Linked DNA regions of Mus musculus: all the other regions are linked to region 4. The links are chromatin loops, found by intact Hi-C in ENCODE. Cell type or tissue: left cerebral cortex. All regions are shown on one strand. Region 1 has its middle 16 kb from the start of Gm32955. Region 2 holds the start of Gm46882 (a long non-coding RNA gene). Region 3 has its middle 75 kb from the start of Gm33286. Region 4 has its middle 17 kb from the start of Gm52726.

What was found. Peaks named below come from ENCODE experiments on the same cell type or tissue, not always from the same donor. Only the 100,000 strongest peaks of a DNase experiment are listed, where the experiment ranks them.
Region 1: a loop joins it to region 4, with 2.0 times the contacts of the local background. A loop is called at or near these places in 5 of 42 quality-filtered maps.
Region 2: it touches region 4 in a loop (2.4-fold over the local background); 2 of 42 quality-filtered maps call a loop at or near these places.
Region 3: a loop joins it to region 4, with 2.5 times the contacts of the local background. A loop is called at or near these places in 3 of 42 quality-filtered maps.

Annotation. Positions count from the first base shown.
Region 1 is chr4:33,582,763-33,590,762 of GRCm38, forward strand. No RefSeq gene overlaps it. Among named protein-coding and RNA genes, the nearest start is that of Gm32955, 16 kb to the right of the region's middle. In left cerebral cortex, a CTCF peak has its summit at 4,026; DNase peaks (open chromatin) are centred at 374, 3,977, 4,626, 5,065 and 1 more place; H3K4me3 peaks cover 478 bases; H3K27ac peaks cover 935 bases.
Region 2 is chr4:34,368,405-34,376,404 of GRCm38, forward strand. It overlaps Gm46882 (a long non-coding RNA gene), which reads right to left and starts at 3,425. Exons shown (of 2, transcript XR_001784527.1): 1 at 2,926-3,425; 2 at 1-1,147. In left cerebral cortex, a CTCF peak has its summit at 3,482; a DNase peak (open chromatin) is centred at 3,356.
Region 3 is chr4:34,228,458-34,236,457 of GRCm38, forward strand. No RefSeq gene overlaps it. Among named protein-coding and RNA genes, the nearest start is that of Gm33286, 75 kb to the right of the region's middle. In left cerebral cortex, a CTCF peak has its summit at 3,021 (motif pointing left); DNase peaks (open chromatin) are centred at 2,460 and 3,029.
Region 4 is chr4:33,522,808-33,530,807 of GRCm38, forward strand. No RefSeq gene overlaps it. Among named protein-coding and RNA genes, the nearest start is that of Gm52726, 17 kb to the left of the region's middle. In left cerebral cortex, a CTCF peak has its summit at 3,412; DNase peaks (open chromatin) are centred at 1,136, 1,911, 2,147, 3,424 and 2 more places; H3K27ac peaks cover 1,086 bases.

The sequences.
Region 1 (8,000 bases), 60 kb after region 4:
CGTGTTTCCACTCATTGGCTGAGGAGCTGGTGTCAGAGGGGTGAACTGTCATGAGCTTACATGGTAGACCTGGGATGTAAACCCTAGCTAACATTTATCCCTCCTGCAGCAAGATTGCCAAGAGCAGTACTAGCAGTGGGGCCACCAAAGCCACCAAAGCTACCAAAGCTACCAAAGCTCTATCAATTACCAAAGCCCTACCAGGGAGCTGAAAGTTTTTCCCTGGAAGGAAGCTAGTGATTGTTACGAGAAGACTGCTTCACTGCTTTCTTAACTCCAAATGGAGGTGAAAAACAGGCAGAGCTCTTTAGAAGAATCTGGAAATGTTCCCTGGCAGAGCTAGAACACATGTAGATTAAGAAAATGGATCTCTTTCTTAGGATTCTGTGAAGCAGCTAGGAGAAACATCGATTCAGCCGTTCCCACTCCTGGAGGCTCTCCCTGAATTGACGATGCGTAGAGAGGGAGAATGGAGAGTTAGCTGGTGGCCAGCCATGCTGGGTCAGGATGCTGCTGAGCTGAGTGTCCCCTGGAGGGGCTCACCTCTGCTGCACGCCTGTCTGGGAGCAAAGCATGCCCAGAGTTGATAAATATAGATCGGCTCATCTTGAACCTAAACGGAAGCTCATCAAAGAGAGCTAATTACTGCACTAGTTATTTACATAATTTAGATGACAATCTTGAAAACACAGTTATAGTTCAGAGATTCATGACTTTAATCAGGTTACAAGTAATAAGAATAACACTGATCAAGTCAGGCTGATTTGCACAAGTCTGAAGTATACAGGTCAGCACCTACATGGGGCACAGTGTGCCGGGGTGGCGAGTGGTCTCGGCTATCCTCTACAAAGCAGGGCAGTGGATCAGAGCAATAGTCTGAAAAACAGAAATTGATCAGGACAGTTGTTTGAATGTGGAACCAGGCGAATCGGTAACTCCGTTAATCAAAGCACGTAGTGGCAGCATAAAAGGATATATCTTAGTAAAAGCTTATTGGGTGGGAACATAGTATAAATGGAATGATTTTATTACCATGAAGCCATAAAATTCGATGTAAATGCAAAAATAAGAAATATAGGTAATGTAGCATTTGGGGGTATTCAGGAACAAATATCCCACAGATGCAAAACCTTCCAGGCTGGTTCTCAGCGATTGCTTTTGCAACTTGGCACCTCATCTCCCCTAGAGGCTCAGAAGTGCTTCGCCTCCTCCTGTCTTCCAGTAATCATAGACTTGTCTTCCAGGTGGAACTTAAGGCTATCTGGGTAGCGTAGAAAAAAAGATGAGTTTGGGTCTGGAGTTCCAGGGTGGCCACCGACTCCCTGGCACGTATGGGACACTGTACTTCTCTCGTCCCTTGTATCCATCCGCGTCCAATAGGCAGCACTAAACTCCTCCCTCCCCTGAAGCTCGTTCTGTTGTGTTGCCTCATGGAGGACTGGCTCGGCATTCACTCGCCTCTTGGCTTTGCTGTTCGTGTGGCATTTGTCCTGCAGTCAGAAGTCTTGAGATCGAGTGCTAGAGCTGCGACTTATTGGCGAAGCTCCAGTTTCCCTATCTTTGGTGCTAAGGCGTGACATAAAACTGACAGCTGGGGGTGGCGGGCCTGGTGAGATGGCTCAGCGGTTAAGAGTGCCGACTGCTCTTCCAAAGGTCCTGAGTTCAAATCCCAGCAACCACATGGTGGCTCACAACCATCTGTAATGAAATCTGATGCTCTCTTCTGGAGTGTCTGAAGACAGTTACAGTGTACTTGCATATAATAAATAAATAATTAAAAAAAAAAAGACTGACAGCTGAATCGAGCCGATAGAAAAACGAGAGGAAGTGGTGGGGCCCACTTACAGCAATTATGCATGCTTCCCCCCCCCCCAGAAATTAAGTTTGTTGACAGTGGTAAAGACAAAGATGTGACCTTCTCCCCCTGCCCCCCAAGAAATCATAGCAAGAAGAGCCTAACGTTCCTCCCCAATTAGAGGTATCTATTTTGGCCTTCAAGGGAGTGAGATACAGACATCTAATCTCCTAAGACAATGCCAGCTGCTAGTTTGTGTGTCATCGCATCTATCATGAGCAAATGCATCAAGAGTCTAAAATTCTTGGGAAGATTATAAAGATCAGCCCTAGACAAGGTCTAATGGGCCAATGGGTTGTTGAGCTCTCCAAAAGAGAAAATAGAATGTGTGTCTTTAATTACTTCCCCTATGCCAAGGGGACTTTACTTTTTTCTGTCAAGTTGGATATAAGTCATTGGGACTCCTCGTAGATTTTTTTTTAAAGGATTGTATTCTCTTGTAGCTAAATCAGTAATAACTTGTAATAAGATTTCTCACAGATTTCGAGTGTTAGTGCTGAGTAAGGCTCTTAGCAAGCAGGCTACAACCCACAGCTTCTCCTTGCACAAATGAGGGAAAAGAAAAAAAAAAGGCTTGGGAGGGGTAATCACCGTTGGGCAATCAGGGGCAGAGAGAAAACTGAATTCTTGTCACAATTGAAAGAGATTTTCTGATTATAAAAGATTCAAGAGATTGTGGTTGGGAATTGGCAGACTAGTTTTTATCTGATGGAGAAAATTGGAATGTGCACGGACTGGTTATGTTTCTAACCTCTCTCTCTCTCTCTCTCTCTCTCTCTCTCTCTCTCTCTCTCTCTCATCTCTCTCTCTCCCCACCCCAGCTGAAGGGGCCCAGGGAAGCACTGCTCTGGCTGTTTTGACGAAACGATGTATCAGAAAGTCAGAGGAAATATCAGTGGTCAGATCCCACTCCCGCTGGAGGAAGGCTGAAGGTTGGAGCCCCAGGTTCTAGGTTAATCCTTCTACCAATGGGGTGTTTGTTCATCTTCCTGCCTAGTGCCAGTCTCTTTGGCTGATCCATATAGAGTCCCATGAACGTGGCTTCCAGGGCTGGGAAGCTGGGCTGTGGTCTCAAGGCTAGAAGCTTCTCCCACTTCTTCCACGGCAACTGTCAGTCATTTTTTTCTTTTCCTCCTCAAATATTCCGTAGAGTGATTTGGGGAAAGTATATATATATTCTGTCAAGTAACATCTCATGGCAATATTTTAATAATTCAGTAAGCTCCAAGGGAGGCTTGTTCTTTCATGGATTCCTGTTAGCCCTCAAGGTGGTGGATGCTTCCAGAGACACTGCGGAGGAGGGAAAGGAAGAGCGGAGGGAACACCTAGTCTTCGGGTGGGTGTGGCCTCCTCAGCAGCAGTGTTTCCTGGCTTCTGCAGGAGACTCTGCAGACCAGGCGACCCCTATGAAAGGGTTGTTTGACCCCTAAAAGGGGTGTGGAGAACCACAGGTTGAGAATCACCAGTCTAGTGGGAAACTGAGCCCCATTTCTTTATACCATCCTGAGAACTGTGTTTTGATCGTCTCACATTCTCTCCCTAGTTTCTTGCCAGCTCATCCTCAAGACTGTAGACTGGTGTCTACAAGGATGTTACCCGTATCTATAGTCCTTATTAGAATGAGCTGGCCGGGCCTTTCTTCAGCTTGAAGTCACATTCAAAGTACAGCCTACCTCTCCAAGATAGTCAGTGTAGTGAACTGAAAAGGTGTGGAAGACAGATCGCAGTCCTAAACACAGACAATGTCAAGAAATTCTCTCCCTCCCCAGTCCCACCAACTCAGTCCCACCTCCTCTCCTCAGTGGTGGCTCACTCCTTTCTCCTTCACCAGCCATCCGCTGCCCTGCCCGAAGCAGACCTAGCCAGGCTCTCTGGTTCTCCTCACACAAAGCCCAGGCTAGAGGTCTCGGCTCTGAATATTTATGTCTTAATTCTGTGTCTCTTGGCTTGTATTCCTCCCTTCAGTGTTAGTTCTGCTTTGTGCAAATAGCTTCATTTCCATGACAGATGCCTTTGCAAGGAGAATGCTTAGATATGGAACCGGCAGCCTTAGAGAGCTGTACCAAGCTCACAGGACTCAATAAACAAGGGGTGACTGGGTTCACTGCCACAAAAAACAAAAAGCCTACAGCAGCCTGCAGGAGCCCTGAGTTCTTCCGCAAGCCTGTGGCAACAGCTCCCTCTGCCTGAAGAGCCCTTTGTCCTTTTGGTCTCTTGCTTTTCTTTTTCTTCCCCAGTTGTTCCTTTCCCTCACCAGCTGTGAACAACAGCTCCCGCAGACTCTGTCTGCTACAGAAATGGTCTGACTTCTGGTGTGAAGGAAATGAGAGATGAGGGGGAAGGACCTGTGTGGCAGGGGCCGTGAGTATAAACACATACTGGATCATACAGATATTGGGAAGGAAACCCCACACTCCCCTCCTGAAATGGAAAGTTAACCCTTGCAGCCAAAGCACGATGTGAAAATGAAGCTCTCCCAAGTCTGGCAGGGAGAGAGATCTAGAAATCATTCTTGGAACTTGCAGTGCGGCCCAGCGCTGCAGGCATCGAGGAGGGCAGAGGAGGGGGTGAAGATCCCCAATAAAATAAACCACGAGAGAGATTTTATGCGAAAAAGATAACTATAGCTGACAGGATCAATTTCTTGGTACAGGAGGGGTCAAACTACTTAGAAAGCATCTGTGAGGAGAGGTGGGATGGAAAGGCGGGTCACGTGCCGCTCCAGGCCCCTCCCAAGTCAGACTTGTACTGGCTGAGGTACTGCCCCTGAAGCGCACGTGGGAGGAGTCTTCTGATCTGAGCACAGCATCTGCCTGGTGATTCCTGCTGGTGATTGACTGATAATTAGACATACTTACTAAGCCATTTCAGGGAACTTAGGGAAAGAAAGTGATGTTGCAGGGATATCTGAAAGTGAAGAAGAGCAGTTCTGAAAAAGAGACAGAGTCTCATGCTACCTTCCCCCCATAATCCAACTCAAAGTTCAAATCTCCGGTGAGTCCCCCTGCCTGGCCACCCAGACTTCATCTGACATTCAGAGTCAATGGTCTGGGCTGGGCGAGTAGTGCTGGCATCTGCGGGTCACACGAGCTCTTAGGATTCTAAGGGGCAGTTATGATGAGAGCCCTGAGTCAGCCCTTCATAGTCCCTGGCTGAGTCATCTTGCTTTCAACGACACTTCTTCCTAAGCCAAGTGCCTGCAGATGGTGTGAAGCCCAGTCACACCGAGAGCTTAGTGACTTGATGATTGTCTCTAAATAAGGAGTGATGCAATCTCATTTCTATTTTAGGAAAATGACCGCGTAGGAAAAATGGCAGCGGGACTGAGGATGGAGAGCCCGAGGCTAGGGGAACCAGTTGGCCACTTGACCAGTGACAGCTATCAAGGCCGTGACTGACGGATAGGAGAGGCTGAAAACATGGCTCAGGCAAAACTGACAGTTCTGGCGACTGTGGCGGGGGCAAAGGCAAGAAGGGTTGAGCTTCAAGATGGGAAGTCAAAGTCAGGGACAAGACTAACCAAAATGAGGCCAGTGGAGCTGGAGAGGGAAGGACCCCATCTGCCTGAATGCCTGTTTCCTGTTCACATCCTGGGCCCCTAAGGGCAAGGCAGGTTAAACAGAGGATAATTGGTGTTTGCGGCTAGACTCAGGGCTGCTGGAGGGTGGGGCTCATCTTCTCCCGGCCTAGCACCTACAGCAGTCAGCACATGATTGACACGCAATGTCTCTTGAGTACAGAAATGAGTGGCAGACGAAACTGGAAACAGTCTCACTGGAAAACCTGAGTTTTTGGGGTCAGTCTATGACAAAGATGACTTCACATAGAAGCCAAGATCTCTATGAAAGCCAGTATGGTTTCTTTCTATATGTGGGGAAAGAGGAGCTATGCCAAGAGCCTGCGATGCCATTGGGTCTCTATCAATGTCACAGTCTCCTTGGCGTGGAGGAGGGAGATGGGGAGGACCTGCAAGAGGGTCTGGTTAGCAGAACTTAGACAAAGGGGGAACGTACCACTCAGCTCTACCACATAGGAAGGGAAATGCAATCCTCGTCTCTCCCAGGCTCCTTCAGCTTACGGTTCCATATAAAACAGTGACCAGCAATTGGGCTTTGTGGCATGGTGGCTTCATCTCGGCACACCCCCAAGCGCCCACCTGACCTAAGGTTTTCAAAAGCCATGCTCTTTCATAGATAACAGAACCCCGGGCCACTTCCTTCCCTGGGAATATCTGCTCTCTATAGAACTGCAAACCATTGCATTCCAGTTCTCTCTCTAGAACCATTTAGCAGGCTTTCCTAGGAAGCACCCTGTAAGCCACACACAGAATCCTTTGGCTTCAGGCTTGATTTGGAAAATGTTTTGATATTCTGAGTTTGTGATCCTGCAGTAAGTAGTATTAAAAAAAAAAAAAAAGGTGTAGTAGATTCGTGTCCAGCTCATGAAGCACTGTGTGTTGGGAGAAGTCTGCTTGGCAGCCAAGTTTTTGGGAAGCAGGTACCAGTTTATCCACTGCAGAACTCAGCTCGTATCCTTGTGTTTAGCAAGAGGACTGGCATTTTAATTCACTTCACCGGAGCATGCCTTTCCCCTCCACTGGAGCCACAGGTGCTGCAGTGATTATGTGAAACTTACTCCTTGGCCACAGACAAGTGCAGCAGAGAGGAGTGCAGGGTGTCTTTGTGAAGACTAGCGTAGCCAGAGACTTGTTCTTATATAAGTCTCCACCACTGGCCTCAGGCTCGTCCAAACAGCCTCATTATTCAAGTCAGGGCTGGCCAGGCTGTAGGCGAAGCTGCCTGGGTGGAGAGCGTCTGCCTCTCCCCCCCCTGCAGCTCCCCACTCTCATTGTGCCTCCTCCCCCTCCCGGAGCTCGAGCCTGAGAGTGCTCCATTTGTCTGCATCCTTTCTTCTAATGCACGCCTTTCACTTTGTCTCGGTGGTAGCTGTGTTCTCCCACTTCTCTCTCTCTCTCTTTTCACCTAATAATTATAAAGAAAACATTAGCAACAAGACTTTCCCTCCCCAGGCCTCTTTTATCTACTTAAATAGCCTTGACTTCAGGACACTGAGTATAGCACATTCATTAATTTTTAATGTCTCTTCTTGCGGTTGCTGACTTCCAGGGTCTGAAGGACCATGAACAATGGTCTCCTGAACCTTTGGATGGAGCCTGTTGTTGTTGTTGTTGTTGTTGTTATTATTGTTGTTGTTGTTGTAGGCAGGGTAGAGATGAAGGAATAATGGAGTCTGATCAAATAAATATCTGTTATCTGAAATAGCTCATTCAAGGTGAATATGGATTTTTATCACATTAAACCCAAGCCTGTGAGCCAGAGTTTTTGTTCCTGGATATTATTAGCAAACAGAAAAATAATTCTAAGAGATGGCAGACTGCAAGAATCATTTCTCAGAGGAACTTGGGGGACAGGATGCTATGCATCTGCAGGGCTACCTCATTGTCAGTGCCAGAGTCCGGAAATCTGGCAAGGACCTTAGATTTGCTGCTGGCATTCCTCAGAGGTCCACTTCTGTTTTGAGGTGTGTTCTCCTGGTGTAGGTGGGATCTCACCTACTCTTGCAATGTTCTACTTGAGCCCTACCATCCTTGAACTTCAAATGTGCTGTTTCCCTTAAGCTGCAGAACCACATAGACAGATCCTGGGACTATACGTGTTCCTCTGGACATTTCCAGTCTCACTTGGATCATGCTCCTTGGAGGGTGGATGATGATGCTATTGCCTCTCACACTCATGAGCTGGCAATCTTAGAGTCCTTCTGGGGGGTTTTTCTCTACAGCTCTCCAATAACTTGGCTGTGAGTCCAGCTGCATAGTATTTGTCTTACTTCCACTCCCTTGCCACCTCTTGCTTGGAAAGGCAAATCTTGAGTGAAGTTCATGCTGAGAGTGGACTTCTCTGGCCAGTTCTTCCAGAGTGTCATAAGAACCATAGTTTCACATCATAGATCTGATTTACTCACCACACAAAAGTCTACAGGTGACAAGAACTGTGTAGAGGACCCAGACTCTTCATGCATCTGATATCCTTTGATATTTAGCTTCAGTTTATCTTGTTAGCCTTAGCTTCCAGGTCAGCCAGATGTGCAAGCAAGATGCTCACTGCTCCCCAAACTCTAGTCTTCG
Region 2 (8,000 bases), 850 kb after region 4:
TTTTCATTTTGTTTTCACAGGGAATTAGAGTTAAAAGTTTGCATGAGATTCAGAAGAGAGGTTGAACTTTGAAGTTTTAAACAATGCTGCTACTGTGATCGACTATGGGGACTTTTGAAGTTGGACTAAATGTAGCTTTCATTATGATATGGCTACAAGCCTATGAGAGCCAGGGAGTGGAATATGGTGATTTGGATGAAAATGCCCACCCCCACCCCCACCCCCATTAACCTCATAAGGAGTGGCTTCTCTGGAATGTACCGAGGAACAATTACATCTGACCTAAGTGAAGCTTTTGTTTCTGTTAGGTAACTCTTCCCCTTTGGCCTCTCCCAGACCCCGGCAGAAGCCTTAGAGACATGGGGATGGGAGTGCTGGACTGTAGGCTCTGGAGCTGTTAATCCTTCAAGTCTCTCTACCCCAATCCCAAGGTACAGAGGCAATGGAAGCAATTCTGCCATGGTTTTAGAATCTTAGTGATAGAAGGTAAACATAATTCTCTCAGGTCTTCTTTACTAAAATTCTCTCTCCCTTCTCCCTCCTCCTCTGCAGGAAACTGGTGTGGGAAGCCACATGTGCCATTGCAGAGTGGCACTGACTACTGCTGGCCATCACGCATAAGTTTGGACAAACAACCAATGTGTACATATGCAGTAAAGTTTTTTGCAAAGACACTGCCTGGCCCGGGCATGATAATGAGGCTTTGAGAGTATAACCAATCAGATGTGAGACACGCAAATGAGGTATGATAATGAGGCTCTGTGAGGTACAGAGAGAGAGAGAGTAGCCAATCAGATGAGGAACATGCAAATGAGGCTTAGTGCATAACCAATCCGGGTGTGAGACACGCCTCTCCTAGGCCTATATAAGCAGCACCAGTTCTGGGCTCAGGATCTCTTCGCCTCTGCAATCAAGCTCTCCCAATAAACGTGTGCAGAAGGATCCTGTTGCAGCGTCATTACTGCTGGCCAGTCCGGCGCACGCAAGAAACTGGGCCAAGCAATAACATACCATGGAAAAGCTATTTTCTGTAACTCTCTTATTCCACAGAGGCTCCCTCAGGTTTAGTTCCAGGTTCTTCCTTGGAGACTCCTTGGTGAAATGAAAACTTCAGGGCTCATTGGAAAGTTGGTTGGATGGTGTTTTGCTGGAGCAAACACATGAAGGAACGTTTAGCTGAAGCAGACAAAGGTTAAAACAAACACATGAAAGGGCATGTGATGAAGGATTCTTTGCTAACAACACGCATGTGTTGGTCTGCCTTACATTGCATAATTGAGCTGCATTTGTCAGGACACCAAAAAAAATTCTGGTGGTGTGCTGCAGTTCCTTGCCGCTTCCTCAGACTTCAGCTAATGGACAGAGTGATGTCAACTTAGATGCATGTGCTGAGGCAAGACCCGTGGAGGTCACTTGATGTTGGGAGGGTATAAATAGGACTCAAAGGACAGTGACAGGCTAATCTAGGCTTGCTTATAGAGCTAGCTGTACTACGCATGTGGGTCTCAAGTCTTCACTGATTTTCACTGCGTTGGAAGAGGCACAGCTGCTCCTGGTGTCTCTCCTGATCCCTCCTGCTGACTTGTGCGGAGGCTGAGGCCTGGCTGTCTCTGCTAGGTAGTGCCACCTTTGCTGATTCCTGTTTGCTTTCCTGACTCTACTGAACTGGACTGCTGGTGTATCCGTGAAGTATTTGCAAGTGGATCAAGCTGCCACTGCTAACCTGTGAACTGAATTGTCGATTTCCAGACAACACAAACAGAAGTTGCTCCAAAAAAACATTTCTAAACAGGTCCACTTCCCCCATATCCTTTCTTTCCTACTACCTTTGGTGGGTGAGGGCCTAGAAGGGAGGTTAAAGCATTTAAGAACTATCATTAAAAATAAGGCTTGAAAAAAAATTAAAGTTATACCTTGGTGTAGCAGTAAAGAACTTAGCTGACCCCCTACATACCTGTGGACATGCAGTCAAGTCTAACTTCCTAAAGGAAACATAGGAAGGTGATATTTCCCTGCATCTTATAATTCGGTAGTACTGAGAAGTTGAATAAATTGCTCAAAGTTGCCCATCTAGACATGTGGCAGTTTGGCTCCAGGGTAGGTTTGTCACCTAAGCCCTGGTTAAGTGTCCATTTCTCAGTAGAAGAATCCACCACCCATGCAGGTGTCACCCTTGACACAAAAACTCTAAGAATGCTAACAGTCGTCCTTTTGCCTGCTCCCAACAGCACTTTAGAGAAGGTGCACAGTGTGCTTCTGTAGTGGGTAAGGATTTCAGCTTCTCCCCGTAAACACAAGACCTCACCCAGTGAGTATTCATGGATCGACGTGCCTTTGAGAAGGCTTCACGTAGTGGGAGGTAGTGGTATTACCACTGTACTGGGGCCTGTGGGCATGCATCTATGCTCATGGATGATGATGTAGGAGACAAGGCCCACAGGAGAGCTCTCACATGAATGCCCTGGAGTGTGAAATGTTAGGCTAAGCCTTGTAAACTCAGAGAATTTACTAAGACAAATGGTTTACACAGAGACAGGTTTACCCATGCCTTTCAACATACAGTATCAGCCTAACCAGAACAGCCACTGGATTTCAGAGACGTGTTCCCTTGAAGGTTTTGGAATCTGCCATAGATACTTTTTGTAATGTTAATTCTAGGATAGTAACGCTCCAATGCCCTAGAAGAAAATCACGACAGTGATAAAAATCTGATTACAATAATTTTGTTCAGCAAAGAATCGCTCCAGCCAACTATTTAACAGCCACCAGAAAAGGAAAGATATGACCTGTTTGGTTATCTCTCAATTCAGGCAAAAAGCAGGCTGGGATGGACTCTGGAGCCTGGTAATGAAGACCTCCATGGGCTCTTCTGTTCTCAGGTATCTTTAGCAGCTTGCACTGTAATGTTATGGATACCATACTCACCTGTGGAAGAAACACCCACAACGAAGGGTTAGCCCAGTGATGCAAATGTTCTTAAAGTAGCAGCTTTCTCTCTCCTAGCTAGAGCCTCTGGAGCTGAAAGCCGCAGAGGTAACAGAGTGTAATCCATCCGCACTTCATCTGGAAACAGCATCATTTCTTTGAGCTCTCTGGAGACCTCGACTAGAAAAAAAAGGCCCAAGATGCCTGTCAGAGCCAACAGTGCCTGTCTTATTTTATACATGGGATGAAATATAAGACTCTGGGCTCCATTAGCAGCAGGCTTCGTTTTCACCCCAGGAAAGTGGCTTGACATAACCACATCTTACTTGTTCTTTCTTACATTTTTTTTAATACAAATGGCCTTAAAAATCCCCTCTTCCGCTCCCCACACCACAGCCCCAGGCACCTAGAAGCCATATCATCAGATTTTATAGCCAGATAATGCGGTCCTGAGAAAGCTGCCTATGTATATGGTTGAGGTTTTTTTAAAAGAAAAAAAAAATAATAATAGCAAGGCTGCAGCCTGATAAAAGGAAGAAGTTTGCTCTCTAGTGGCTGACTTAGAAAAGACTCTGGAATCCACACAATGAGCTACGTGAAAAATAAGAGGGGATTTGACAGTGCTATCTGGGCTACAAGGTCTGAATAATTCTTTTGGTTTTATTGACTTTTAGATGTATTTTTCCTACACTGAAACACTATGTCATACCAAGTGTTTTGTGAATGTTTTTCCTTACTGAAGTACTTCTTATCATTAAGTCATTCCAGTTCTAAAGTTTAAGGGTAGCAATTAAGTTTCTGCTGTTTTATTAGCGTGTTGTACTTTTCAAAAGCTCTATGGACTGGTTTAATACCATATAATTAATGTTTATTATAGACACATTGCCCATTAATATAACATCATTAGCTCCTTTTAAACCATTTTTAGATCTTTTCAGAAAGATTATTTAGCATAATTAATATGATGCTAATTAATATCATTTCATTACTCTTCTTTCTATAACAGCTCCGTTTATAATATTTTACAATATGAATTACAAAATAAGAAAAAGACTGTTCTTTATGCCTCGCTGTGAAACCACCCACCTCCCTTTGTGATTTGCTTTTCTATTTATTCTCCCACAGTTCTGCCTCTTCCTATCCAAATCCACACTACTTCCCATAGCTTTCTTCTGTAGTGCCTATCAGACCATGGGCAACTGAGCATCATCCCCGAGATCGTAAGCTTTGAGACTTATTGAAAGTAAGGGGGATGCACAGGAAGATTTCACCTATACAGTAGATCAGGCTGGCCTTAAACTCTTGAAGATCCATCACAAGTGCTAGAATTAAAGTTGTGTGACAGCACACCTGACTTAATTATTTGCTCTTATTTTACCTAGGCAAGGAGAACCAGGAGACATAAAAATGTCTAACTTCTTCAAGAGGTCCAAACACAGAGAAAGCAAAGTACTAGAAAATGTAAGGATTGGTCATGGGGTTCTCACTGGGGTAAGGGCACTGTAAGGGGTTGTTAGCAAAGAGAATGACTTATATTTATGAAAATTATCCCAGCTACTATGTGTAGAGAAAGTGCCACTACAAGGGCAAGAGGCTAACAGAGAACACTTTTGGAAATGGTTGTAGACCTGCAGCCTAGAGAAGTCAGGAGGTTAGACAAGAGCAAGGCAGCTAAGTTGCAGAAAGTGGACAGACTTCTGCCTTATGTTAAATGGAGCTAAGTGATGCTGCAGCCAAGCTGGGGGTGGGCTTTGGCTGAGCAGTGGGGAAGAGGACCACTGAGGACCACTTAGTAGAATTAGATGCTGGGAGAAAGGCCTGTTGGGAGGATGAAAGCTGAGGAGAAACGGGGTTCTGATCCAATTGGGTGTGGTTCAGTTTAGGAGTCCATTCCAAATGAAATGTCAAGTAATCTCTCAAGAGGGGATTTCTGCACGACCAGGCCTCTTTCTGTCAGAAATGTGGAGTTTAGAGGCAAGTCCAGATGTGTGATTCACGTTTAGAAGAGCTCAGGGTACGATTGGTCAATCCAAGGAGAGAATTTGGGTGGAGAAATGAATAGGCCAGGAGCTGATATTGGGCACATGCATATTAAATAAAGAAGGTATCAGTACCAGCCAGGGAGACTGAGCAGACTCGATCAGGAGCAAAAGGAAAAGTAGAAGGCCACCAAAGAAACAGCTAAGAACATCAAGTGAGAGGCAGATGCAACTGTGACCATCAAATCTGGCAAAACCCAGGTTACAGGTGACCTTGAAGAACCCATTAGGTGCAGTGATAGGGACAGAAGCCCCCTTGTGTTTGTGTCAGTTTCGAACAGGCCTTTAGAAATTCTTTCTCCATTTGGCTAGGAATGGCCCCTTCTTAGAATAGGAAACAAAACACCCATGGAAGGAGTTACAGAGACAAAGTTTGGAAGTGTGACAAAAGGATGGACCATCTAGTGATTGCCATATCCAGAGATCCATCCCATGATCAGCTTCCAAACGCTGACACCATTGCATACACTAGCAAGATTTTATCGAAAGGACCCAGATGTAGCTGTCTCTTGTGAGACTATGCCGGGGCCTAGCAAACACAGAAGTGGATGCTCACAGTCAGCTAAGGAGCTAAAGGGATCTGCAACCCTATAGGTGGAACAACATTATGAACTAACCAGTACCCCAGAGCTCTTGACTCTAGCTGCATATGTATCAAAAGATGGCCTAGACGGCCATCACTGGAAAGAGAGGCCTATTGGACACGCAAACTTTATATGCCCCAGTACAGGGGAACACCAGGGCCAAAAAGGGGGAGTGGGTGGGTCGGGGAGTGGGGGGGTGGGTATGGGGGACTTTTGGTTTAGCATTGGAAATGTAAATGAGCTAAATACCTAATAAAAAATGGAAAAAAAAAAAGAAATTCCTTCTCAGAGCAACCAGAAAATGCAGAAAAGAATAAATAACTGAGAAGCCGGCCCTTGCTGAGCTTGCTGATCGTTTTGGAGGCTTTGATCTAGAACCATCTTCTACGAACACTTCCATAGTCAGGGTGTCCAGCAAAAGGTATTCCTGTGTGTAACAAACGGAGCTTTTCTCAGGCTCACAAACAACTCATCTCCACCATAGATTAGATGGTGAAGTTACAGCAAGTTGAGGTGGAGGAAAAGAATAGCGAGAAAGAGATAGATTTGACACGTAGGATGGAATTTAGGAAGACATAGGGAAAGACGAAGGGAAATAGGGAGAACAGTGCCTGAAAGGAGGGGGATGTTTTTAAGAATCAAAAAATAAAAGGATCAAAAACTAAGAAAAGAAAATATTTAAAACTAGGAAAGAGGTGCTGGAGAGACGAACCGGTGGTTAAGAGCACTGGGTGTTCTTCCAGAAGACCTAAGTTCGATCCCCTGGACCCACATAGCAGCTCACAGCTGTCTGTTATGGCATTCCAGGGGGTCCGACACCCTTACGCCAATGCATATAAAACAGAATTATTTTTAAATCGTAGGAAAGAAAGGATTAAAATTGAAAATTATTAAAATAAGAAAGGAAACTGTTAAGAGTATTTTTCTTCCTAGATGTAGCTCAAAATAAAACTTTTAAATATATGCCAATTTCAGAAACAGAATGCATGTGGTATATGTTCTACTTCAGATTATGTATCCAGGATTAAGGAGAGAGTATACTATGCAGTCAGGAGGGATCTTGCTGTGAGCAGGATTAGGGGAGCTGCTTGTTTTCTGAGAGTGTAAAAGTATCACATAGCTATTTTAAAATGTTTATGGCTATTCCCATACAGGTGAGTTTCAGCATAATCAGATCTCTTTTAATTTTTATTTTTAGATTATAATATAATCACATTCCTCCCTTCTCTTTTCTCCCTCCAAAACCTCCCATATACCTCCTTCCCACTCTTCTTCAAGTTCATGGCTTCTTTTTGCATCAATTGTTATATCAACAAGGCATGCTTTCTCTCTTGTTGAGCAGGTCTTAAGCCAAATTAGAGAGTTGTTGGTTGCCACCAAGGAATATGTGCCACCACTGCACCCAGAGGGTTATCATGCCAAACTGGTCAAAGATATGATTTATAGGCATCATACCTGGACAGGGCTACTAGTTGCCTTTCTCCTTTGTAAGCTTGTGTGGTGCCTTCTGGTGCCATGAAAGCTAGTCCTCAGCTTAGTTCCAAGTCATGGATCTCTCTGAGCCCTGTTTCTAAAGTGCATGGTGTCTTCAGCAATAGCAACTTAAAGTCCACCACTGGGACCAACATAGGGCAACAGCAAAATGCTGTATGTTTTGGGAGTCTCTTGGACAGCCCTGATCAACAAGTCAGAAGAAGATATCTTATGTCTGGTACTGGGGTGGTTTCTCTTAGGGCACTTTGACTCTTAGAGGGAGCATTTGCCAATCTAGGTTAAAAATTAAAAAAAAAATAAAACTGTATGTGTATGTTTATACATGGAATTTGGCATTATAGTTTTGGAGGTTTTTTTAGGTAAATATTTTAAGGTAAATATTTGATTTTTTAAAATGTAGGTAAATAGTATCATTTCTTATGGCCATTTCAGACATCCTTGCTGTTATTTCACTCACTTCCTTTCTCCTCCTGGGTTTATGTCCCTCTGCCCTCCCTAAAGGGTCCCACCTTTCCCATTTCCCATATTAGATCCCTTGTATCCTGCTATTATTCCCCTCTACTCTGTTCCTATCCTACTTCTGTATTTTTCTTGCTCTACCTCCCTGAGGAGAACTGCTTTATCCCATCTTCCTGATCAGAATGCTTGTGCTCTGCTATTCCCCCTGTCTACCCACCCTGTCCTGGCAGTAGAACCATTTTACTTTCCTGGTTTCCGAAGTTACTATGAGCTGTGTTTTCACATCTGAAGAATTAGAGCTAACAGACTCCAATATGAAAGAACATGTGGGTTACCTCAATCAATACAATCTTTGCTACTTTCATCCACTTACCTGCAAAGTTCATGATTTCATTTTTCTCTTTACCACTGAACAGTATTCCATACTGTGTATGTGCCACATTTTCATAATCCGTTTGCTTGTTGAAGGATGTTTAGATTGCTTCTGTTTCCTATTGTG
Region 3 (8,000 bases), 710 kb after region 4:
CTGTTCGGGTCTCAGTATCTTCTTTGCATCCTGCCCAACTCAAGAACCTCTCTGACTTTGTCCTGTGCTCCCTGGGGATTATAGGCTATTACCACAGTAAATATTATTACACAGGTAGGGCGTCACTAGGACTTGTAATTTTTCTCTTACATAAATAATCTGAAGAAAATTAGCAAGATTTAAATTTTCGATAAATTATCTGGTAAGAAAACAGCTATAGAAGACATAGATATGTAATATTTCATTAATATCCAAAATATTTTATAAGGAAATGAAAATCTTAGAAATTGATTGTAGAAATAAAAACAAAATAAAACTAATTATCTTGGAATAAATTTAATTATCTTAAATTGGTGTTGTATAAGCTCATATTGAGTGTTTCTCAGTATTTATTCCAAGTAGATTTCATATCCTTTAGCATCAAAATGATCTTTTCTGCGCACATGTGCATACATGCATGCATGCATGCATGCTTGTGTGTGGGTATGTGTGTGTATGTGTGTCTGTGTGTTTTTTTCTCTTGTCTTCTAGGTAACAGCTCCTTCCATGATGCCAAGCTTTCACTGATTTGAACTTGGTAATTCAATTCTCATTCCTTCCTTTCCTCTCATGTAACCAGTGCAGATTCTACTCATTGTAGGCTACAGTGGTAGATTTTAACATCACTTTTTTTTTTTTTTTTTTGCTTGGTTTTTGGTTTTTGTTTTTTGTTTTTGTTTTTTGAGATAGGGTTTCTCTGTATAGCCCTGGCTGTCCTGGAACTCACTCTGTAGATCAGGCTGGTCTCGAATTCAGAAATCTGCCTGCCTCTGCCTCCCAAGTTCTGGGTTTAAAGGCATTCGCCACCACTGCCTGGCTTAACATCACTGTTTTGTTGTTGTTGTTGTTATTGTTTTTTTTGTTTTTTGTTTTTGTTTTTGTTTTGGTTTTGGTTTTTAGAGGTAGGGTTTCTCTGTATAGCTCTGGCTGTCCTGGAACTCACTTTGTAGACCAGGCTGGCCTCGATCTCAGAAATCTGCCTGCCTCTGCCTCCGCCTCCAGAGTGCTGGGATTAAAGGCGTGCGCCACCACGCCCGGCTATACATCACTCTTAACTGTCCTTCTTCCATCAGAAACCCACATCTGAGCTAGTCTGGCTAGATGGAGATTGTTGTTCTCTGTATAGCTTGCTATGGAAACTTTAGATTCTTATCTTGTGGGCCATAATTACTTGAATACAGGGTTAGGGAAGAACTGTGGACAGTAAAGGATTCCTGAACTTGATCAGCCAAAAATTAATTCAGAATTAAGCTCAAAATGAATCCGGCATATTTCACGCAGCATTTGCCCATGCTGTGTTTATTTCTTGGCTTCGTTATCACCTTGATTGTGAACCCCTAACCTGCACACTTGGTACTGCACATTGTATCACACCATGCCAACACACATCCCTGAAGTACCTTGACTCACATGCAGAGTTGTTGTATGTTATAAATGCCAGCATTTTATTGTGCATATACAATGTTCTGCTCCTTGTAGAGACATATGGTTTAATAGCGGAAAACAAAGATTTAATAATTTGTATTATCCTTCCTCAGAGTGTAAGTATCAAATCAGTATATCTTGGATTGGATTGCTTGAATGTTTGATCTTTCTAAATTGCTATGCGAGTTTGCTGACTTAAGTTTTACATACCCCGCCCAAAATAAAACCTCCAAATTAATTTTAGCTTGGGATTAGGACAGAATTTCCAACAATTTTTCGAAGTGGCTCAAAATATAGCTTCTGTCATTCTGTAATGCATATTTATATGGAACAGCAATCTTGGCATTAATTATTGTAGAACAAAACACAAATCAACTGAAAAATGTTGAAGCAGCTCTGTGTTTTACACTTGGAAATGTTCAGCCAAGATCTAATTCTTTGTGTAAAAATCGAAGCAATGAGGACATCCGTCTCATTGTGTGCAAATTCGCTTTAGTCTCCAAAATAAAATTTATGTAAATAAAAATTGTTTTAAAATAAATTTGATTTATTATCAGTAAATGTCTGATCTATACACCTGTTTAGTGGCATCTAAAAATTTCTTGAGCAAAAAGGACTGCTAGGAAAGAAAGAAAGAAAGAGAGAGAGAGAGAGATCGAGAGAGAGAGAGAGAGAGGAAGGAAGGAAGGAAGGAAGGAAGGAAGGAAGGAAGGAAGGAAGAAAGAAAGATTAAGAAGCCTTGAGTTAAATGATCCTGCCTTTTTTCTGGACATAATATTTCAGAGAGTAAGTTCACATACTGCATATGTTGGAGAGGAGTGTTTGGTTCTTTGGTTTTAGGGGTGTGTGGCTAGCTGGGACTGGAGAGACTGCTTATTCAGTAAAGTGCTTGCCAAGCAGTCATGAGGATTTGAGTTTGAGCACCACAAGTCATATTTAAAGGCCAGGCTTGGTAATGCATCTCCGAAATCCCAGGGCTAGACAAGCAGAGACAGGCAGATCCTTGGAGCTTGCTGGCCGCCAGCCTACCCTACTGAGTGAGCTGCAGCCCAATGAGAAACCCTGTCTGAGAAGACAAGGTGAACCTGGCCTCCACAGGCATGCACCCTACAAACACATGAAAACACTCACATGCGTTCATATATGTATATATGCAGGTACACAAAAGACCAGGTTATTGTATTGTCTCCTCTAAGGTATATGCTCATAGAAAAGTATTGTCTCTTCTAAGGAATATTCCCATAGTTGATTGAAATAAGGAAGGACAGTGCACATAATGATCGTTTTAGCATTAAAAAATGGTTCTAGTTTATCAGTCATCCCCTTCTTCACACCTGCTCGTGTCCTAGCTTTTCTGTCACCTCAACAACAAAGGACATCTTGGCTTTTCTATAAAATGTACTCCCACACCATCCACCTACTGATTTTGCTCATGTGGCTTGCTTTGTTTTCCTGCCTAGTAGACCCTACCACCATAACCAAGGACTTCAGCCAGCTCTGCCTGCACTAATCCCTTCCTCCAGCTGGGTGGAGAGCTTGGGTGTGAGTATTGTGGTTCCCATGTGCCACCTGCTGGTCTCCTGTGTCACTACCTCCGAAGTGCCGCCATAGTGCCATGTTGTGCCTGAAGAGAGGGAAGGAGGAGCCCTTCACAGGAAAACACAAATAGACCCCAGAGTCTTGTTTGGAGGTTGGTCAACTCGTTCTCACTGTGACTTGATAGTAGAAATGGAGAAAGAAGTCCCCCAAACATGTAACCCATGTTTAAAAATTCTTAATCCTCAAGGCATCTCTAATCACGCATCCCCCTAATCCGCAAGACGATGCTCAAAAAAGAGAAAGCAAGAACAAATTCTGTATTCCTATCACAGTTGAGGTTTGTGTCGGATGAACAAGTAAGTAAGGATTGAGAGTCTGAATTTCAGAGCCTATGTCAGTCTCTCAAATGAACTAGAGAAGATGGAGGAGGGAGGAAAGCTGAGAAAGACACAATACACCAGAATTATTACTTAATATAAATTTAATTATCCCTATTTAAAATGTTGAGCTTTTTTTTTCTGTCATTTAAACTAGCCTGTCTAGAATTTTTATGGAGCAATAAACTAAACTAGAAAACTCATTGATTATACATTTATTAAGAATCAGATGAAATCTCTAAGATATAAGGAAGCTATCTAGCCATAACAAAATCAAGCCAATGGCAGCAACTCGGCTCATAGCCATGACCCAGTGAGGTTACTCAGAGATCTCCTGAGTCTGACTGCTGATCTCTACCCTAACCAGGCTCCCCAGCTAACCGTCAGCATCAATGACTGCACGGATGCTTGTGTTTCCTCCTGGGGAGTCTTCATCGTGAGCATCCCTAACCTCATTTCTGAATTTCTAGATGTGTGTTTATGTCTTGTTTTAAGAAGTATTTATTTCACACTGTGATATATTTCAAGCATTGTTTGATGTAAAATACCTTCTCTCCATGTCAAAGAGAAATAAATAAGTATGTTTCATTCCTTACCCAAAAGCCAAAGGAACTACTCAGGAATGCCATCTTCCCCAGCATCCTCCCACCTGGACCCACACCAAATTCCCCCTGCTGAGACACAGGTCTCAGTGAGGTATGAAATCACAGCCCCCTTCTCCATACTCAGTTTTAAAATTCTAAATAAGATATAACTATGTAAGCTTTTCTTTTCTTAGCACTATACTTCTGGGTTATTCCAAGGGCATTGGTAATTGGAAATTGGTATTCCCACAGCATCTTAGTTTCTCTGTATTTAAAGTGGGGACGCACATCAGTATGTTGAGAGAATTACATAACTGCAGTGTGGTAAACACTAATGATGGATTACCGCTTTTGAGATGTGATATTTTATCCCCATGTCATTGACAAGGGCAAATGTACTGCACTGAGCTAAAGCACTTAACATCCGTCCTTTCAGCATAAGTAAACACTACGTGCCAACCAATAAGCACGGAGTAGGAACTCAGGGTTAAATAGGCATACAGTCCCTACCTTTACCATTCCATAGGCTGATCAGGACCAGAAAGATAAGCTGTAAAATTCTGAAACTACTCAGCTGGTTTCTTTTCTTAAAAAGCAGTGTATCATGGCAATGGAAACAGCTTTCTCCTCACAACTATGATGCAATGAGCTCTGCCCAAATCGTGCAATTCTAACCTTAGTGTGAAGGAAGCATACAGCCAATCAAGTGGGATCGCCTAGAAGAGAGTGGAAAGTCTTTAGTGTAGGTGGTCATGGGTGCTCAAGATAAAAGCTATTTCAGGGGCAGTCTTAAGCTAAGGAAGAAAGGGAACCACAGAATTCTGCTGTTCAAAAGAGGTCTTTAAGAAGACATGTCCTACATAGGTGTGACGGGTACACCTTTATTTAATCCCAGCACCAGGGAGGTAAGAGTATGCAAGTCTCTGTGAATTCAATGCCAGCTTGGTCTATATATCGAGTTCCAAGCCACCCAGTCATACAAAGTAAGATCCAACCTCAAAAGTGTGTGTGTGTGTGTGTGTGTGTGTGTGTGTGTGTGAGAGAGAGAGAGAGAGAGAGAGAGAGAGAGAGAGAGAGAGAGAGAGAGAGAGAGAGAGGTTTCCATTTTCAGATGAGGACTCAAGGCTCTGGTTGGTGAATGCCTACCTGTAAGAATGCTTAATGTGAAGATTCCTTACCACAAACCCTCCAACCTCCAAACCCAAATATAAGAGAGGAAATAGAATCAACCGGCTATACATTCATAAATTGAAGTGAGTAAGTAGCTTTTAAACATTTCAAAGTTAATCCATAACATAGATTTAGTTGACTACGACACAGCCTGGAGTCACCTGGGAGGAATACCTTAATTGAAACCTTGCCTACATTGGATCGGCCTATGAGATGTCTGTGAAGAATTGTCTTGATAATTAATTAACACAGAAGGGACCAGCTTCCTGTTGGCAGTACCATTACTTGGTCCTCGGTGATACAAAAAGGTTAACCAAGCACGAGCCAGTGAGGGAGCCCGCAAACTTTCTCTGTGGTTCCTGATAGATTCTTGCCCTTACTTCCCTCAATGGTTTGTGACCTGGACGTAGAAGCCAACTAGGACTCACCTCCTCGTGTGAAGTGTTTGGCACAGGACTTGGCACCTGGTGCGTGCTTATCAAAAAGGAAAAAGGAGATCGCGGCTTGGAGAACATGGAAATCAACTCTCCAACGTGTCTCCTAAGGCTGCCTCCACTTCCACATTTTCCAGGGCGACCTATTTCTGCCCGGGCAGGTGGCTTCCCCTGTCGCACAGGAAAGAACTGGTAGGATCAGGAAATGAGCTCTGGGCGCCTCCTGAGAGGTCCTTCCTCTAGCATGGACTTCATCCAGCCCCTGCTCCTCCGGCCCCTAGAACTTTGCTTCCAAGTGTGAAAATTCATTTCTCAACCCTCAGTCGGTGGGCGGGGTTTGTGGAGAGAGGAAAGGTCATGAGTGGAAAGGCAATCGCTCTGGTCTCGGGGTTGACAGCTCCCGATCCCGCGGGGCTTCAACAGCTTTCAGATTTATAGCCCCATAACGGCAGAAATCTGCCTCCTGGTTAAAGCCTTGGGCCCAGGGGGCTTCTGGGTGAGGCTCGTTGTGAGCTTCTTTATATCTCTAATGCCATGTTCCCTAAATCTGTGATATTAAAATGCTGAGAAAACCAGTGGAGGGTGATTCATGCCCCGGTGACACTGACAATGAAATTCACTGAAATCAAATTTCTCCTAAGCCTGACAACAACATCGGGCCAGTGCCTTCCTCAGCAGCGAGGCTGGATTTGTTTGCTTTCTGCAACAATTTTTCTTTTTAATGTCATTATTTTTATTAGTTGGCCTAATGTTTTTATAATGTGCTTACAGTGCAGGCTCCAATCCTGCAAGCTCTCTGGGGACGTGGTGGCTCACGCTTAGTAACCCCAGAGACTTAGGTTTTGCACAAACCCCAGACACCGGAAGAAAGCAGTCTCCACTCTTTCCTTCTCCAGTCCCGACCTGACAAGAAACCAATGATAAACAGATAGGAGCCTGAAATTGTTTCGGCCCCTTAGAGCAAAGCTCTGACATTAACTAATGGCCCCAACAAGCCCTCCTCTTTGCCCGATGCCCATCTTCCAGTTATTAATAGATGCCTCTGGTTGCTTATATCATTATTTCTGTCAGTTCTGGCTCCAACACCCACCATCTGCCCTAACATAATATCCCATCCTTATTTATTTCATAAGTGTGAAACATGAATAAATGATACCCTACCTCCATTATGGAAGATTAGCCATTTATAAAAATAATGTAGACCTGATATATTTTCAAGTGAACATCATAAATTGGAGAATTATGGTTTGGGCATATCCATTAAAAAAAACAATTCCAACAAAAATGTTACAAGCATGTGTTTGGTTTGATAGATACATTTGTCTTAACTGACAAGATGAGACACAGGTTGCCTACTTTGGGTGTGCTAAAAGGCAGACTACTGAATTTTCAAGTATATCTATGATGTTTAACTTACTTTTATTATAATGGTTATGTTTAAAGAGAAATTTGATCATTTTCAATTAATCAACATGAGTGATAAGTGTTTTTATTTGTATTTTAAATGTGACAAAAGTAAACAGTCCTGCTAACGAGGTTGTGCCTACTTGGGGCTGAGTGATGGATACTGTGCCTCTATTCCTGCACACCCATCAGCATCACCATTTGGTTGCCTCATATTGAGGCTATCATCAACAAAAGTCCCCAGAACTTCCTTTAGAAGGACCAGAAGGAGCAGTCACCCTAGTGTGCTCTCATGGAGGCCAGAGGTGGATATCTTTCTTTACTGACCTTCACCATATTCCAAGTCCAGTTTTCTCAGTGAACCTTAACCAGAACATTGGGGCTTTCAGCTAGGCTGGAGGCTAGCAAGCCCCAGCAATCCAGTTGTCTCTGTCTCCCACCCCCTCAGCAACATTGCAGGTACAGGCATACACAGCTACACCCCACTTCATCTTAAAAACCTCTGAGGCAGACTTTTATTTTACCCAACTTTGTGCCAACAGCAGATTTGATCACTGGCTCTTATATGTCTCAATCTAAGTCCTTGACAAAGTTGTTCAGCGGGGCAGAGTCTGGGATGCAGTCTTGTACTTCCCCGTTTTAGAGAAAAATAAATGTTTTTGTTTGTCAGTGTATGCATTGTATGGAACACTCCCAATAAGCAAGATCTATCTGCGCTGAGAAAATCAATAACCATCAGCGTGACTGGACTTAGTGATGATAACAATAAGCAGTGACCACAGTCCAACCTGTGCCAATATAACAGCACAGCAGGGCAGGACAGCCACAGGGCATATGGCTGCATCCACCTCTGTGTTAAGGATCCAGATGGGAGAGGGAGGTGGGCTGGGTGGAGTGAACAGGCAGGAGCAGGGCTGAGGGAAGGGGCAGCACATAAATGAAAAGCAGACAGAGGAGAGTCTGGGGACAACGTTTCCAAATCAGTCTCTAGGACTATGAGGTCAATGGGCACGTAGCAACTGCCGACA
Region 4 (8,000 bases):
CTGTGGCAGAAAGGAGAGAACAAGGAAACAGCCCAGGGAAACTTTCCCAACACCCAACAGAGGCTCCTCTTGTTTATCCCACGGTATGAAATTTTCTGAAGTGGGGAAGAGAAGGTAGAAGGAAGGTCACTCATTGAGAGAAAGTTTAGTCCAGAACTCCAGTAGACTGTCTCAGCTTCCCTAGTTAGTTTCTGCTGGATGTCATGCCCATACATTTGATGATGTTACCTCTGTCTGTTTGCTATTTGGTTTTCCTTGGAAGACTCACCTGAAGGGGTGCTGTTTTGCCCAGTGGAGCATGCCAATTGACTACCTTAGAGAGGTTTCTTTATCCATCTCTGCTGGATATTTTGAGTACTCAACTCAAACAAAACAAAACACAAAACAAAACAAAACACCCTGAGTGCTGTAGAGGATTTTCTGAGCTGTACAGAATGTGTGGGAAGGATCTGTATCCCTCTACCCAGCAGAGGAAAATTCAAAAGGCCCTTCTTGGATCTGTGAGAGCAGAGCCTTCGGCTCGGAGAGCTGACGGTGACGGGGAGGCCTCCTCAGTCTGTCCTCCAGCTGGTCGTATCCCATCTTCACCTGACAAGGACAGGGTGTGCCTCCTGCACTCCTGCACTGTACACAAAGGGACTCAGGTGCCACCGGAGGGCCACTAGGACTATGGATGGATGAAAGAGTAAAACAGAGGTCAGGGAGCTTCTAAAAGGTCACTTTACCCACTGTTCATACTGTCAGTTGGATTGGGAATTCAGTCCACCTCCCACCTAGCCCATACTACCCTGGCTAGGAGAACTCTCAAAGTGTTCATCTTGTTTCAAATTGGAGGCCAGGATGGGCTGTCTCTCCCTTGAGGCAGCTCTGCAGCCTCTTCCCTCTTCCTCGTCAATCTTCCAGGGTGGGGAACTCATGGAGGTGACTGCTGGAAGGGGTCCCCTAGTGAGGATAATGGCGACAGCTGGCCTGCAGATGCAATGTCTGGGGACTGGGGGGAGGAGAGTTGGGGGGGGGGGAGAGGTATGAGGAGGGGGAGGGCGGTCTTTCTAACTCCCATAGCTTACATTTCAGAAAGAAGTGAAGCGGCCACCCTGGGTGTGATGACTCAGATCTGGATCACTAGGACTTTGTCTAGCTCTGAGATCCAAGTGTGGGTGTGTGGGTGTATAAGTGTGTGTACACAAACACATGCTCACACATGTGCACACAACTCCCTGGAGAACTATCAGAATGGTGGGAATGATCTTCTATCCCATCTCATGCATTTCAGCCTGAAATATGAGCAGAATAGTCTAGAAATCTCTTCTGATTTCCCCAAACCAGCAGGTACGACAAGGTGACAAGAAGAAAGGTTTGGTACCATAGAATCTGGCAAGTTAAAGTTGGCGAGTGTTGGGGCTGGCGAGGTGGCTTGGTGGTTAAGAGCACTGATTGATCTTCCAGAGGACTGGGGTTCGATTCCCAGCGTCAACATGGCAAGTGCCTGGGATCTGACACCCCCTACTCCCAAGAATGTAGACAAAAACACCAATGCACATAAAATAAAATTAAATAAATTATTTTTTAAAATGTGGAGACTGTTGTACCTCTCCCAGGAGAGTCTTTTCTGGACTCAGTGGCTCTTCTCCTCCAGAAGGAACTGGCTGATTTCACCATCCAGCTTAGAGCACGTTCCTTATGACACGTGCCAGTGATGGATTGGTCACTGAAGATAGTCTAGTCCCCAAAGAAGAGCTTGCTCTAAGCCACGTGCACCCTGAGTCCTGCAGTCTAGTTTCTTTGGTGTGAGTCCCAGAACCAATGACCTCAGGCTCAGGGCCAGAAAATATGTGTTGGCGCCCATCCATCTCCTGCCCACTGCCAGGCTGGGGCTCTTGGCTCTGCTGCCTGACAGCTGGGAAGGGAGGGGCTTAGCTTGGCATTCATTCTTAACACTGGTGTTCCCATCGCTGCTGGGGTTCACTGGGAGAGAGACTAAGTGCCAGCACAACAGATTTGTTTCCTTTTCCTTCTGATGACTCATTTTTTACCTAGAGAATAGGGCAGGGGTAACGGGTTGGTCTTGGCTTTGGCGTAGACTAGCTCCATGCCTTGGTGCATGGCCAGGGGCCTTTTCCAATGAAGTCTCTTCCTTTTCCAGGAGAGGCCATATTCTTGTATGAGCCAAAGGAGAGGCACAGATGTCAGCGTGGGTGAGAGAGCTCCAAGTCCAGCTCATTACGTCTACATCTACCATTCAGGGCCAGAGCTGTGGGGGAGGCTGGGCTTTCCTACCGGACACTGATGCTAGCAAGGCTGAAAGTTTCCCTTGTGGACTGGGCTTCGAGGCACCATGGAGCAGTGTACTCCACTGCCTTGCCGTTCATCTCCTTGTCCAACCACACATCCATCTATCATCTATCCATTTGTCCACCCACCTATCTACCCATCCTCCCACTCATTCATCCATCTACCAGTTCATTCATCTACCCAGCTATCTTACCACTCAAGCATTTACCCATCCATCTTCTCCATCATTTAGTGACTCTTCAGGAGCCTCATCTTGGCAACATGGCTCAGAGGTCAAGGGTAATGTCTTAGTGAGGGTTTCTATTGCTGTGAAGAGACACCATGACCGCTGCAACTCTTATAAAGGAAAACATTTCATTGGGGCTGGCTTACAGTTCAGAGGTTTAGTCTGTTATCATCGCTGCAGGAAGCATGCGGGCAAACATGGTGCTGGGGAGGTAGCTGAGAGTTCTACATCTGGATTGGCAGAGGGAAAAGAGAGTAACAGTAGGCCTGGCTTGAGCATCTGAAACTTCAAAATCCACCTACAGTGACATATCCTCCAACAAGGCCGCACCTCCTAATAGTACCACTCCCTGTTGGCCTATAGAAGCTATCTTCATTCAAACCACCACTGGTAGCTTCCACGTGCTTGATTTAATGGTTCTGAAGTATTTGTGTGGCTCCATTAGTGGGGAGTGGCATTGAGGCAGAGGGAGTGGGTGACGAGGCCTGTCTCACCTTGAAAGGCTATAGTGTTGGTCAGTCCCACAGGACACCTGTTTGCATTTGATAGGAACATGTCTTGATAGGAACATGACTTCATGGGGAGCTGCAGAGACAGCAGAATCACAGGGATACCTCCTGGAGCTGGGTTTTGGTAAACAAACAAACAAACAAACAGCAAAACAAAACAAAAGAATAACCAATAGTATCTGGAGGTAAAGTCTTTACCTCTCAGGGTGCAGTTATCAAACACCACACAACAAAATCATTTCATGCTATATCCTTGGCAGATGTGTGTGCCTGTATTTTCAAAACCCAGTGCTTATTCCAGCTGTGTTCCTCAGAAACACAATCCAAGCCCACAGAGAATGAAAACGAGAACGCCCATAGGACAGAATGCGAGGTGCTCCGAGCTCCCCCTGGAGTTAGAGAGAAAGCTAGCTCACATCTTTTGTTCCGACCCTGCATTCCTCTGGAAGGGCTGTTTCTTCAGGGCTTTTCAGGAGGCAAGGGTGAAGGGCGGGCATGTATGTGACCTCCGGGCCTGGCTTGAAGCTGACAGCTGCCTGAGTCAAGGGAGGTCCCTGCCAGTGCTCCTTGATTCCAGTGCTCTGGGCAAGACCTGAGAATGGCCTCTCACACTCCTGAAAAAACAAAACAAAACAAAACAAAAAAACCTTTGCCTGCCTCCTCAGTTCTGTTTCCTGAGCAGCCTGGCAATGTGTTGTCTCAAACAACAAAACAGTACAAATGGCAGTTTAGTCTCAAAGGAAATACCTCGCCTAAGGAAGAGTCTCACCATGCCAATTGTGGGACGATCGTTTTCCACACCAAAAACACACAGAGAAATGTTGGCTGTCAAGACACAGCAGCAGCAGAAATGCAAATTTCACTTAACACCAAGAGAGCCGAGAAACCGTGCTCTGTGAGGGTGGCAAGCCAAGGGTGCTCAGCTCCGTTCCCTCTGCAGGCTTTGGCACCGCAGCTTAGGAAAAGAGACTCGTGCTTCTCAGCAGAGGGCATCCCCAGCACTGCCTAGCAGGTGGCATTCCTGATGCTCACAATCGCTGGGCCCCTTTGCCAGGCTTCCCCAGCAGGTTAATGCCGAAGTGATGATTAGATGTGGGTGACAGACTGAAGTTCACACCCCTCACGGCCTTCCTTACAAATCCACAGGGACCCGGGGCTTGCTTCCACCCACAGAGCTTTCTGCTTTGCTTGCTGCTACTGCCTGAAGTGGGCTGCTGGATCCCATTTGTATTCCAATTCCAAGCCAAGCTGGCCTTGCTTAGTAGAGAGTTAGAAAGTGCAGGTGCGGTTTGTAACAATGACATAGCCTCTCTCTAGCGAAGGTGTGGTCCCGCCACACGTGAACCGAGCTGGAGCTTGCCCTTCAACGAAAAATATCTCATTACTCAGCCTCTTACTGACATTTCATTTGCAAGTGGAATACTGCAAATGTCTCTCACATGACCTCCTCTGAGTGTGGGGAGACTCCTGGTTGCTCATTGCTTTGACTGGCCACTCCCCAAACGCACCAGTGCTAGTATCTAATGAATTAGCTTCCTGACAGAAAAGAAGCAACTTTCCTCTCATGTGACATGAAAATAATAAATAAAACCAAAACTGATCAACTTTCTATGTTTAGTACAGAGATGCTGTCTGGATACCCAAAGTGTAGCCTAAGACACAGACCTTCTGTCTGACAGGGAAGCAGTCAAATTCCAGTTGTAGCATCAGGGAGCTTCGGTTGGCATGGATAAGTTTACTCTGACACTCCATTTTCTGGTGGATACTTGAAAAACAGGACTTAGAATCCCAGACAAATGGAATAAGGACACCCCACTACTTCTGCTAGTTACAATGGAAAATCCTGGACAAAATACGTAAAAAGCTAACTACCAGAAAACTCTGTATTATAGAGAAAAGACAGTGGGCAGACATAGAGGGGTGTGTGTGTGTGTGTGTGTGTGTGTGTGTGTGTGTGAGAGAGAGAGAGAGAGAGAGAGAGAGAGAGAGAGAGAGAGAGAGAGAGAAAGACTCCTGTTTATGATACTAGCTTGTGCACTAAAGCCCAGAATGTGGAAATGTCAATGGGCTCACTTCCTAAACATGACTTCTCTAGCTGAAGCCCTGGGACAGGGAGGTCATGCAGGACACAGCTCTCTGCAGCTCCTACCATATACCAAGAAAGCACTGAGCCACGCCCTTTTCCCTGGTGTCCTGGTGGTGGATGTGACTCAAGGGTCTGGGTTACTCTTTCCTCAACTGCAATGGTAGGCCATAAATGATAACTGGAGTGACTTAGAACCATCTGGGAAGAGAGGCTTAATGAGGAATTACGTGGATCAGACTGGCCTTGTTGGTTGGTTGCCTATGTAGGAAGACTCAGGCCCCCTGTGTGGCACTACTTAATAGTAAATAGAGCCTTTCTTCATGTAAGTGTCAGAAGAGGGTCAGTGACAGCTGCCTAGAGGCCCAACCAGTGCACTCCTTTCTTCCTTCCCCTGACTGGATGTCATGCGGCCCGCTGCTTTGGTTCCCTGCCTTGACTTCCTCGATGACTGAGGAGAATAAGCTAAAATTGTATTTGTCAAAGCAACAGAAATGAAATTAGAACACCTTCCCACGGAGGGATGGACATCCATTGCCCTGCTTGTCATTGTGACCACATTGTATTCTTCTCTGAATCAGGACATTGTCAAGATCTGTTCCAGAACTCATGGGCAGGCCCCAAGTGCCTCGTGAGTGAATATGATCAGAATCAACAGAGCAGCTAAATCTGAGAACCAAAATCAGACTACACAGGTTTCACGATGAGCCCTGAGTGATACCCAGGTGTAGAAGGACTGTAGGTCCTTGGGCTCACAGATAAGCACCATCGAAAACAGGAATGCTAAACAGGCAGGACGGTCTCTTCAAAGAAGACATGTATGACTTGTTTTACTGCCGGGAAGGCAGTTCTTGAATGTGGGTAATGGCCTGCTGGCCTTTGACATATTAGTACGGCTAGGCCACACTGCCTTACCCCCAGACCCTTACCTTGTTTATGATAAGCCTACTTTATTTTTAAGAGAATCTAGAGAATATCTTTATGGAAGATGTCACCTGTACTCCAGGGTCTCAATGTAACCATGTAGTAAGCTTTGTTGTGCACACAGGGACTGAGTTGATTATCACCAGGAAAATTTTTTCCCAAAATGCCTGAATCTCAGTGTTTGCACCAACACCAGCTACTGTTATATTGAATCAAACCCCCTTCTTGTCTTCCCTGGATTGATACTCTGTTTTCTGGCCATGATATTTGTAGAGATTCCCCACACCCAAAGAGGGCAGAAGAGAAAAGCAATATAAAGACCTTGAAATGAAAACCAGCCTCATATCCACAAAATAAAATTTGTCCTTGGAACCTAGATGATTGGTTTTGTATGAATGTGGAATATTGAAGTAAGTGCCATAGTCTCATGACATAACACCCCAACTCTTCAAGACAAACCTTTTGTAGGAAGAATAGGAAGAAGGATAACAACATTCTTAAAGGGTTTATTTATAACGGTCATAATGGTGACACAGCTCTCAATTATGAATGTTCACAAAACAAACTCTCAGTTAAAAATTCAGATGATATAAAGAAAAAGTAAGTAGAAATTACAGAAATGAAGAATAAAACGAATTCTAAAACTCAAACAGCAGGCTCACCTTCAGAGTGAGATGACAAAGGAAAGAAATAGTAAACTAAGACGTAAGTCAATAGAAGTGATTGGATTTGAACAAGGAGGAAAAGATATTTTATAAATTGAGTCTCGAGGGTCTGTGGAACAGTGACAGGGCGTCTATCAGAGTCCCAGAAGGAGAGAGTGAGAGGCTGAGCAATTACTATATGAAATAATGTCAGCAACTCTCAAAACTGAAAGAGATACATTAATGTGTATGTTCAAACAGCCAAGAGAAACACAAACAGGATAAAGTTAAAGCTATCCATATACACACATCATCAAGTTCCCAAACATTATAGAGAGAATGTCTTACAGACAGGCACACGGGAGCGCCCAGTATGGGACGGGGAGTGACATAAAGGGCAGATTATCTCTCATCAGAATCCAGAGGTGAGGAAGAACAAAACTGTAAGCCCTCAGTTCTATATCTAGCAAACTTCCTTCAGAAACAAAGGGAAAATAAAACCAAAAATCCTCCAGTGAAGGGAAACCGAGACTGTTGTCCATGCATCTGCCTAAAGAATTACTGTGTAACACTTTAAAGTCAGAAAGCAAGTGATAACAGAGAAACCCGGGAGCATTCGTCATGATGGAAGGTGGAGGGGGAGCGCCCAGCCAACCATGAGCACGTGGCTCTCCTTGCGTAGTCCCCAGGGCTGGGAACGGTCTGCTCTACATAGCAGCATATTCAGGAACAAAAGTGGGGATAATTCCATTGCATCCACCCTGGAAAAGAATGGATATACTCAAAAGACACCCCTGTCCCCCCAAAAGCAGATTTAAATCGTAAAATGCCAACAAGTTCAGTAAGAGTAAAATCTGAACACACCAAATAACGAATAGAGGTTAACAGCATAGATTTAAAAACCATGGCTTAACTCTCATGTTTTCCGTGGATAATCACTTGAAAGTACTAATATAGAATTTTTTAAAAACATGAAAATAAAAACCCCTGCAAATGAATCAAAGGGAATACCGAATGTGTTTATATCAAGCAGTGTGGACTGCTGTGCATACGAGATTGCCAGAGGAAAAGAAGGATATTATACAACAGAGAGAAGACACATCCTACAGAACGTGCCACCCAATTTCAAGTGTCTGGAGCATATGCTTTTGTTTGAGCCGAGGGTTTTGGAAGACTAGAGGTGCAAGCTATACAGCAAGATCCTGTCTCAACAAATAAAAACCAGGCCTGGGCTTAGTTGGTAAAGTGTTTGCCATGCAACCTAGGTTTTTTTTTTTGTTTTTTGTTTTTTTTTTTTTTTTTTTTTTTTTAAAGCACCACCA